2 separate regions of the Homo sapiens genome follow, and region 1 is linked to region 2. A link is an interaction called in ENCODE POLR2A ChIA-PET data of the cell type or tissue named here. Cell type or tissue: Panc1. All regions are shown on one strand.

The links. Peaks named below come from ENCODE experiments on the same cell type or tissue, not always from the same donor. Only the 100,000 strongest peaks of a DNase experiment are listed, where the experiment ranks them.
Region 1: POLR2A ChIA-PET joins it to region 2 with 13 read pairs; 6 of 35 experiments call an interaction of 5 or more read pairs at or near these places.

Annotation. Positions count from the first base shown.
Region 1 is chr1:9,280,290-9,285,289 of GRCh38, reverse strand. No RefSeq gene overlaps it. Among named protein-coding and RNA genes, the nearest start is that of SPSB1, 10 kb to the left of the region's middle. In Panc1, no CTCF peak of the experiment used is centred here; a DNase peak (open chromatin) is centred at 4,703; H3K4me3 peaks cover 455 bases; H3K27ac peaks cover 2,744 bases.
Region 2 is chr1:9,474,763-9,479,762 of GRCh38, reverse strand. No RefSeq gene overlaps it. Among named protein-coding and RNA genes, the nearest start is that of LINC02606, 48 kb to the right of the region's middle. In Panc1, no CTCF peak of the experiment used is centred here; no DNase peak of the experiment used is centred here; H3K27ac peaks cover 1,681 bases.

The sequences.
Region 1 (5,000 bases), 190 kb after region 2:
CTATATTGCACTTACCACAATTGTTAATACTTATTTCTTTTACTGATTTGTTTAATGTCTATCTCATTTACAAAAATATGTTAGGCCAGGCGCGGTGGCTCACGCCTGTAATCCCAGCACTTTGGGAGGCCGAAGCAGGCGGATCACGAGGTCAGGAGTTGAAGACCAGGCTGACCAACATGGTGAAACCCTGTCTCTACTAAAAATACAAACATTAGGTGGCACATGCCTGTAGTCCCAGCTACTCAGGAGGCCGAGGCAGGAGAATCACTTGAACCCTGGAGACGGAGGTTGCAGTGAGGAGGAGGAGGCCAACAGGCTCCAGAAGTGGAATCAATGGGTGACCTTACATATTGGTTATATTGACAGAAAAGTCACAATTCTGTCAGTGATTTGGAGGGGAAAATCTCATGTTAGGAAACTAAAAGACAAGGCGATAATTACATACAGGAAAAATAGAGCAAAAAATAAACTATAAAGGAAATTTAATCATAGTACACTACATGGCTCAGCTGTAAACAATATTTATATACCGATAATAATATGATGAATATTGATTAATCAAAAGTTGTAATACAACCATACCATGAAGTTGGAAGAAGAGTGTGACTCCTCATCTCTCATACCTGGAAGTTAATAGTAATAATAATAATAGCGCCAACACTTAATTGAGAGCTTATTATGTTCCAAGCACAGAATAAATACTTACATGTGTAAACTCCTTTAATCCTCACATGAGCCCTATGGTGTAGGTACTATGATCCCATGTCATAGATAAGGAAACTGAGGCACAGATTAGTGACTTGTTCAGGGTTGCACAGTTAGTAAGTGGCAGCACCTGGAATTGAACCCAGGTAATGCCAAAAATGAAAAGATTATAAAACAGAAGCATAAGCAGGCTATTGAGAAATACGGCAGTAAATATCAGAAGAGGTAAAAAGAATAGTAAGTTGTCACCTCTTGGGTGTAGCAGTTGGGCGTGGGAAGGGGTGGGGTAGGAAGTGGTTGGGTTTTTTTTTTGTTTGTTTTACTTGTAGCACTCTGACATTTTAAAAACTATTTGCATGTGTCTTAGTCCATCCAGGCTGCTGTAACAAAGTACTGTAAACTGGGTAGCTTATAAGCAAAAGAGAAATATACAACAGAAATTTTATTTCTCACAGTTCTGGAGGCTGGGAAGTCCAAGATGAAGGTGCTGGCAGATTTGGTGTTCCCTGAGGGCTGGCTTCTTTTTGTGTGACCCCGCGTGGTGGAGGAGTAAGGGAGCTCCCTGGGGCCACGTTCGCAAGAGCACTAAATCTCATCCTAAGGGCTCCACCGTCATGACCTCATCACCTCCCAAAGCTCCTACCTCCTAATACCACCACCTTGGGGGTTAGGATTTCAGCAGAGGAATTTAGGGGTTGGGGGGAACACAAACATTCAGAACTGAGCAGCATGCATTATTGGATGAAAACGCAAACCAAATCGAGAAAAGGGGATTCCGACAGTAAAAGGAATCCCCATTCCCCTCTCCAGTAGTCACCCACTGGTCAGCTTCCTGGGCGTCGCCCAGAGCTTTCAGACCCATCTGTGCTCTCCAAGGTGGGTACCGCACACCACACACGGGGCTCCCTCTTTCCTCTTTCCCCCAACAGCCTTACTTGGAGATGGCTTCCATCAGCGCATCAGGGTCTCTCCCTAGTTCCCATCGCATGGCTGTGCCTCATTATCAAGCAGGGGCTCCCGGCTGCAGGGGCCTGTGTGAGCTCAAGGGCCCTCATGAGGCCAGCCACAGATGCAGGAGTAGAGCCACCCGGCCCAGGGGCCTCTACTCTCAGACAGAGCTTACAGCCTTGGCACCCAACCCAGAAGGAGATGCTCCTGCCCTAGCCACTGTCCACCAACTTGCTTTTCAGACAGGCCCAAGTGGGGATCTGGGGCGGGGTAAGCTCAGTAAGCCCAGGAGATCTGGGTGAGGCCTGGCTGCTTGAGGCATCAGAGCCTCCCTGTCACCCCCTTCCTTTTCTTTTCTTTTTTTTTTTTTTAGAGTCAGGCTGCAGTGCAGTGGCATGATCCTAGCTCACTGCAGCCTCAAGTGATCCTCCCACCTCAGCCTCCCAGTTAGTGCCTGTAGACTACAGGCACATGCCACAATGCCCAGCTAGCTTTTTTTTTTTTGTAGAGACAGGGTCTTTCTATGTTGCTCAGGCTGGTTTCAAACTCCTGGCTTCAAGTGATCCTTCAGCCTTGGCCTACCAAACTGTTGGGATTCCAGGCATGAGCCACTGTGCCTGGCCCCTGTCACTCTTCTTGCTTTATGGATCATCTGGTAACTGTGACCACCTCATCCTCCGATTTATGTGTGCCACAGAGACACCCCATTCCTTGATCAAAGGCCATCCCTCTCTGGATGAATGGGGCTTTGAGATATCTAGTCAGCCCCACTCCCACCCTGCCCCAGGAGACCTTTCTCAGGAGCAGGCAAGCCCCACTCCCTCCTCCATCCTGAATGGCTCCATCCCTCCAAACCGAGGTGGCTCAGTGAGGGGGCGGCTGAGTCTGGGTGAGGTCCCAGGGTGCCCACTCGAATCCAGAAAGAGGAGCACTGGGGTGGAGTGAGCTGAGTTTCCTTTCTATTTAAAGAAAAACACAAGTCAATATTTTTAGGTGCCAGCTAAGTTGTTTCCTTTGCAGAGGGTCTGTTGTGTGGCCAGAGGTTGTGGTTGACCTGGTTGCAGAGTTGGAAGGGGGAGAGGAGGAGGACAAGGAGGGGAGGGGGAAGGAGGAGGGGGAGGAGGAGACAAGGAGGAGGGGGAGGAAGAGGAGGAAAAAGAGGGAGAGGAGGAGGAGGAAAAGGAGGGAGCAGGGGCCTCTGTCTCTCCCTGGGCTGGTTCAAGACAGATGCTGACATCTGGTTTTAAGTGAGGGGTCTGTTATTTTCCGCAATCAACTGGTGGGTTTGCCCGGAGCTCTAGAGGAACTTTCAGGAAATTGGTGGCAATTTGAACCCTGGGCTCCTTCTGGCCTCTGGATTTCATTCCGATACCAGACCACCCAGGCAGCTGGCACCTCCCAAGAGTGGGCTGAGCTCTGTCTGGAAGCCGCATCAGGCCATCAGCCTGTGCTCCTCAGGTCCCAGGCTGAGGACTGCAGGAAGGTGCACGGTGTTCTGCAGCTCGGCCGGGTCCCATCTGGCTCCTGGGCCGGCTGGGGAGGGTGCAGAGCTGCAGCAAAGACCAAGAGAGAAGCTCTGCCTCCTCTCAGAGGGCCCCGGGGCTCGAGCTGGGAGGTGGAGTGTGCAGTTGTGGCAGGACCTGGACATGCAGGCAATGCCAGTGCAGAGGAGGCGTGCTGAGCAGGTCCCAGCTCGGGGCTGGACTGCTGCTAATCTGCCTCCACAGCCTTGATTCCTACATTGACAGAGCCCTAAGCTTTCACGGGCCTTCCAGGTTATCAAGTAGCAGGAGATCCTCTCAGCTCCTGGGAATGTCATGGGTGTCACATCCCATCAGAGCCACCAGAACCTGAGAGAGCAGAGCTCCAAGTCCCTCCGCTTGTGGGTGAGGAGACCGAGGCTCAGGGAGGGGAAGCAGCTGGCCCCATGCCACACAGCAGCGCTTTCCTCATCTTTCTGCTCCCAGCCGAAACGTCTTTTCCATCAGGATGGAATCACGTTCTGCACTGATCCCCAGGGTGGACAGATGCTCCTGCCAGGCAGTCCCACGGCACCCTCCGCATGGCCCAGCTTGGCCCTGCCCCTTGGGGCTGCCATCCCTTGGGCCCTTGTCTGTGTCCCCGCCAGGCCAGGAGCCCTGGGCAGTGTCTTCCTTTGTGCTACCACCCCGTGTATCCCAGCACCAGGCACAGTGCCTATTACACAATAGGTGCTCAATAAATACTTGTGGTGGGATGTGAAATCAGTCTGTGGCACTTGCTGAACTTCTAATTCAAGGCCCCCACATGATGGAGATCTTTCCTGACTCCCTAACCTCCTTCCCCCAACACGGAACCGCAGTCTCTGCCCAGAGCCCTGTGGCTCCGACCCAAGTGCTCTCGCTACATCTGCCACCCCTGAGAACGCTCCTTGCCTGTCATTTCCTGAGTGCAGGGCCATGTCTTGGTCATCCTTGCAGAAGACAAAGCCCTGGTATGTGAGAGCCTGCGGTGGGCAGATGAACAGGTGCACATGCAGACACACGGCCCTGCCCCCACCAAGTGGTGCTGCGGGTCTCTCGCTCGGACCCCGGGAGCTCATCGTGGGCCCTATGATAAAGTCCTCTCTGTGCGCCTCTTTTCTGGAAAGCAGGGTTTATTATTCAGTTCACAGAGGAGGAACAAGCTCACAGTGGTGAAACTGCCCTGTGCCACTCTCTCAGCAGCAGGGGTGGGATTTGAACTCAGACCTTTCTGACTCCAGAGTCCAGCTCTTAGCCTCACAGGGTGCTGTCTCCTCCCAGGTGTCCTGGAAAGGCCAAGGACAACAGGGCTGCCTCCATGTGCTTGCTCTTTCCTGCCTACAGAGGGTAGAAAATGTGCCACAGGGAAAGCCCAGCACCCATGTGTGTTTGGACAGGACTGGGGCTCAAAGGAAACCGCTCCATCTGCGAGTTGGATGGAGCAGGGGTGTGGACAGAGCGCGGGGCAGAGTGAGCACGACAGAGGCAACCCCTGAGCACGGGGACCCTGCAGCCGCTGCTGCTGATAAAAAACACATGAGGAGGAAACGCCCACAGGCAGCAGCGCTCAGTCCAGCTGAGCCCTGACAACCGCGGCTGATTCAGTCGTTGACTCAGTCGACAAGCACTTACCCAGAGGGAGGCCATGGGATGAGTCGTGGGTCCTTGCCCGCTGCCAGCGGCGGGGCGGGGAGTGGGGGCGGGGCGGGGAGTGGGGGCGGGGCGGGGAGTGGGGGCGGGGCGGGGAGTGGGGTCGGGGCGGGGAGGGGAGCACGGATCAATCACAGTCTGGAATGGAAAGGGAGGGCCTTGACTGCCATGTGCATGGCTGCCTACCCCACG
Region 2 (5,000 bases):
ACACAGCAAGACTCCGTCTCAAAAAAAACACAACAACAACAAAAACCCATGAATGCAGTCACTATGAGAGCGTCAGATAGACTTTGGGTGGTGTTGAAACACCTAGTCAGATCACTGGGGCTGGGGGGAGTGAACTCCACCCCTCCTCCAGCTGTTGGTGTCAGAGGTCTCCCTGTGAGCCGCTGCAGGCAAGGGAGCAGGGGCCTCCAGAGGTTGACCTCAGCAGAAGGAATACTCATCTAATACTGATGGCTGCAGTATTAGAAATTGCATCCTTAAATATGGGACAGAATGGGAACTGGCCGCTTGCTCGGATAAAGGCTGCTGGCATAAATTTAAACTCTGTATCTTTGGAGAAAACTTGGAAAATAACCTCTTTTTTTTTTGAGACGGAGTCTCGCTCTATTGGCAGGCTGGAGTGCAGTGGCGCGATCTCAGCTCACTGCAACCTCCGCCTCCCGGATTCAAGCAATTCTCCTGCCTCAGCCTCCTGAGTAGCTGGGACTACAGGTGCGTGCCACCACGCCTGACTAATTTTTATATTTTCAGTAGAGACGGGGTTTCAGCATGTTGGGCAAGATGGTCTTGATCTCTTGACCTTGACCTCGAGATCCACCCGCCTCGGCCTCCCAAAGTGCTGGGATTACAGGGGTGAGCCACTGAGCCTGGCCTTTTTTTTTGATGGAGTTTTTGCTCTTGTCACCCAGGCTGGAGTGCAGTGGTGCAATCTTGGCTCACTGCAACCTCGGCCTCCTGGGTTCAAGCGATTCTCCTGCCTCAACCTCTTGAGTAGCTGGGATTACGGGCGCATGCCACCATGCCTGGCTAATTTTTGTATTTTTAGTACAGACGGGGTTTCACCATGTTGGTCAGGCTGGTCTTGAACTCCTGACCTCAGGTGATCCACCCGCCTCGGCCTCCCAAAGTGCTGGGATTACAGCGTGAGCCACCATGCCCGGCCAATAACCTCTCTTTTAAAACAGTGTTCCAAGGCATTTTGTTCATTCATTCATTCAACAAAGGTGAATTGAGGTCTTACTATATGGCCCAAGCATGGTACTGGGCAGCCATGGCCAGACACACACCTTGCCCTGAAGAATCCCAGTGTGGCTGTGCAGGGGGCAGACGGGAGACACAGACAGATAACTGACAGGAGCCTGAGGGCAACTGCTGCGAGGAACCACGCATGGGGTTGCGGGGGTCCGGGAGGCCACCTTCCAGATGGAGGAGAGGAGGGCGCTGAGTCAGGGAAGGCTTTTTGGAGGAGGTCACGCCTGAATCGAGTGTGAAAGGATGAGTAAGCGTTTGGGGGCTGGGGAGGGGGCGATGAGAGTGTCCTGGCAAAGGAGACAAGAGCAAGGACCCTGTGGCAGGAGGAAGCGTTGTGTGCGGGTATGCATGTGTGTATATGCACGTGTATATGTGTATGTATATCTGTTGGTGGATATGTGTGTAGCATGCAGGTATGCAGGTGTGTAAATGCATGTGTATATGTGTGTGTATGTCTGTGGGTGCATGTGTGTGTGTAGCATGTGGGTATGCACGTGTGTAAATGCATGTGTATATGTGTGTACGTCTGTGAGTGTATATGTGTGTAGTGTGTAGGTATGCATGTGTGTATATGCATGTGTATATGTGTATGTATGTTGGTGGATATGTGTGTGTAGCATGTGGGTATGCATGTGTGTAAATTCATGTGTATATGCGTGTGTATGTCTGCAGGTGCATGTATGTAGTGTGGGTGTATGAATGTGTGTATATGCATGTGTACACGTGTGTATGTCTGTGGGTGCATATGTGTGTGTAATGTGTGTGTATGCTTGTGTGTAAATGCATGTGCATATGCGTGTCTGTGAGTGCATGTATGTGCATATGTGTGTGTAGCATGTGTGCATGCATGTGTATATGTACATAGGTGTGTATATATGTGTATACATGTGTGTCTGGGTGCATGTGTGTTCATGTGTGTGTAGCATATGTGTATGCATGTGTATGTGTGTGGGTGTGTATGTGTGTGTATATGTGTGTGGGTGCATGTGTATGCACATGTGTGTGAAGCGTGTATGTGTATGCATGCGTGTGTGTGGGTGCATATGTGTGTGTATATGTGCATGTGTCTATGGGTGCATATGTGTGTGTGCATGTGGGTGTGTCATGCATGTGTGTGTGTGAGAATTGTGGAGCTGGTGTGTTAACCGAGAGGCAGGGGTACAAAGCCTGAAAGGGGAGGGAGGACCCCTTAAGAGGGAGGTTGCATTTTATTCCACAAGGAATGGGAAGGTGCCAAGGCAGGAGAGTGAAACTGGAGTCCCCCTTGCCACAAATATTAATCAGGTCTCTTTTAGTTGCAAATTACAGAAATCCAGTTCCAACTAACTTAAGTACAGAAGGTGTTAATGGTTTTCAAAAGTAAACAGCCTCTAAGGCTAGTTCTGCCTTCAGGCAGAGGTGGATCCAGGAGCTCAGGTGATATTGACAAGAATGGGCCTCCCCTTTGTCTCTGCTTTCCTCCGTGTGGGTCTCATTCTCAAGTGGGTGTGCTCTGGGTGGCAGTAAAGGTGGCTGCCAGCGACTCCAGCCTCCTATCCTGCAGATTCAGCAGATGTCCTGAGGGTGTTCTCATGGGCTGGGATTGAGTCATAAGCTCCCCTCAGAAACTGTGCCCTGGGTGGCAGTAAAGGTGGCTGCCAGCGACTCCAGCCTCCTATCCTGCAGATTCAGCAGATGTCCTGAGGGTGTTCTCATGGGCTGGGATTGAGTCACAAGCTCCCTTCAGAAACTGATCATGATGACTCTGATTTGCATGACTTGGGTCATGTGCCTGCCCCTGAAAGCAGGGGGTGAGGCAGTCACCTGGATTGAAGGGAGGTCAGGACAAGGAGAGAAGGGAGCTGTGCAGATGTCTGACTCCATTTGTATGAAATGCCCAGAATGCATAAATCATAGAGACAGAATGCTGACTAGTGGGTGACGGGAGTGATGGGGCATGAGGAGGAGTGACTGCTTCATGGGTAGGGAGTTTCCTTTTTGGGGGGATAAAAATGTTTTGGAATTAGACAGAGGTGATGGTTGCATGACATTGTGATTGTATTAAATGCCACCAAATTGTTCACTTTAATTTTATTTATTTATTTGAGACAGGGTCTCACTCTGTTGCCCAAGCTGGAGTGCAGTGGTGTGGTTACAGCTCACTGCAGCCTCGATCTAGGTCCTAGGCTCAAGCACTCCTCCCCACTTGGGCTCCCGAGTAACTGGGACTACAGGTGCATGCCACCATGCTCAGCTAATTAAAAAATTTTTTTTTTTTTTTTTTTTTAGAGATGGGGTCTCACTATGTTGCTCAGGCTAGTCTTGAATTCCTGGGCACAAGTCACCTCCTGCCTCAGCCTCCCAAAGTGCTGGAATTACAGGTATGAGGCACCACGACTGGCAAACTGTTCACTTTAAAAAGGGTGAATTTTGGCCTGGCATGGTGGCTCATGCCTGTAATTCCAGCACTTTGGGAGGCTGAGGTGGGCGGATCACTTGAGGTCAGGAGTTTGAGACCAGCCAGGCCAACATGGTGAAAGCCCTTCTCTACTAAATATACAAAAATTAGCTGGGTGTGGTGGCAGGCACCTGTGCTCCCAGCTACTTGGGAGGCTGAGGTAGGAGAATTCCTTGAACCTGGGAGGCAGAGGCTGCAGTAAGCTGAGATTGCACCACAGCACTCCAGCCTGGGTGACAAGGCGAGACTCCACTTCAAAAAAAATAATAATAAACTAAAAAAATAAAATAGTGATTTTTATGTAGTGCAAATCTCACCTCAGTAAAAAAATTTTAAAATGACAGTTGTCCCTGCCCCTCATCCCCAGGCATCCTGGGACACTCCCCCATCCATAGGGGCTGCTAGGTGAGGTGACTCCTTTCCTTCCCCTTCTGCCTGTTTTCTCCCCTCTTAAACTTCAGAGGGTTTGGGACCCGCAGTGGATTTTAAGCCAGAGGCTACTACAGGGTAGTTCCAGGCATGGTGGCTGGCAGGGCTGTAGCCCACTGCTGGGACCAAAGGCATGCCTCTGTGGCTTCTCCAGAGGCCAGTTCCTGTATTTTCATGAGATCTCGTCGAGCAAGCTCTAGTGAGGTGCCAGGGACGTCTTGTTCAGAGGTGAGCTGGTGAGTGGGTTTTCCTGGTGGACCTTTAGCCAGCTGCACCTGTGTTCCTCTGGGCTGTGGGCAGAGGGGAGGGTGCTGTCACAACTTAGGGTCCAAGCTGCAGCTCCAGCGGGCCGGGAAGACTTGGAGCAGCGAATTTCCATCATTGCTTGGCGCGGGGGATGCTTGGTGACGCCACCACGAGAAAGGGCTGGGCTTGGGGAGGAGCCATTCACACTGGAATTGTAAAGAGGAAAGAGGGTTTTGGCTCACTTTCTGAGCGAATCCTCCATGCTGGGATTTGGGCAGAGCCCAGAGCTGCCTTGGGGCTCTCCCAGAGCGAGCCTGCACTGGCTCCTTCAGGAACCGGAGTTTCCATCCAAACCCTCTTCCTTGGGTTGCTCAATGCAAGCCGGCCGTGGTGGGATGACGACTTCTGGTCCCCAGCAGGCTGGCACTATGCTTGTCTGGCGTGGACATGGGGACCGGTCCCTTGGGCTGAACTGTGCTCTCTGCTCCTCTCTGATTTTTATTTTCTTTGAGACAGAGTCTCACTGTGTCACCCAGGCTGGAGTGCAGTGGCAGAATCTCAGCTCACTGCAACCTCTGCCTCCCAGGTTCAAGTGATTCTCCTGCCTCTGCCTCCCCAGTAGCTGGGACTACAGGCGTGCACCACCACACCTAGCTAAGTTTTGTATTTTTAGTAGAGACTGGGTTTCTCCATGTTGGTCAGGCTGGTCTTGAACTCCTGACCTCAGGTGATCCACCTTTCTCAGCCTTGCCAAGTGCTGGGATTACAGACGTGACCCACCGAGCCCAGTCTCTGCTCCTTCTTTGAGCTGGAGACAGGCTGAGGTCCGGCCTGGGGG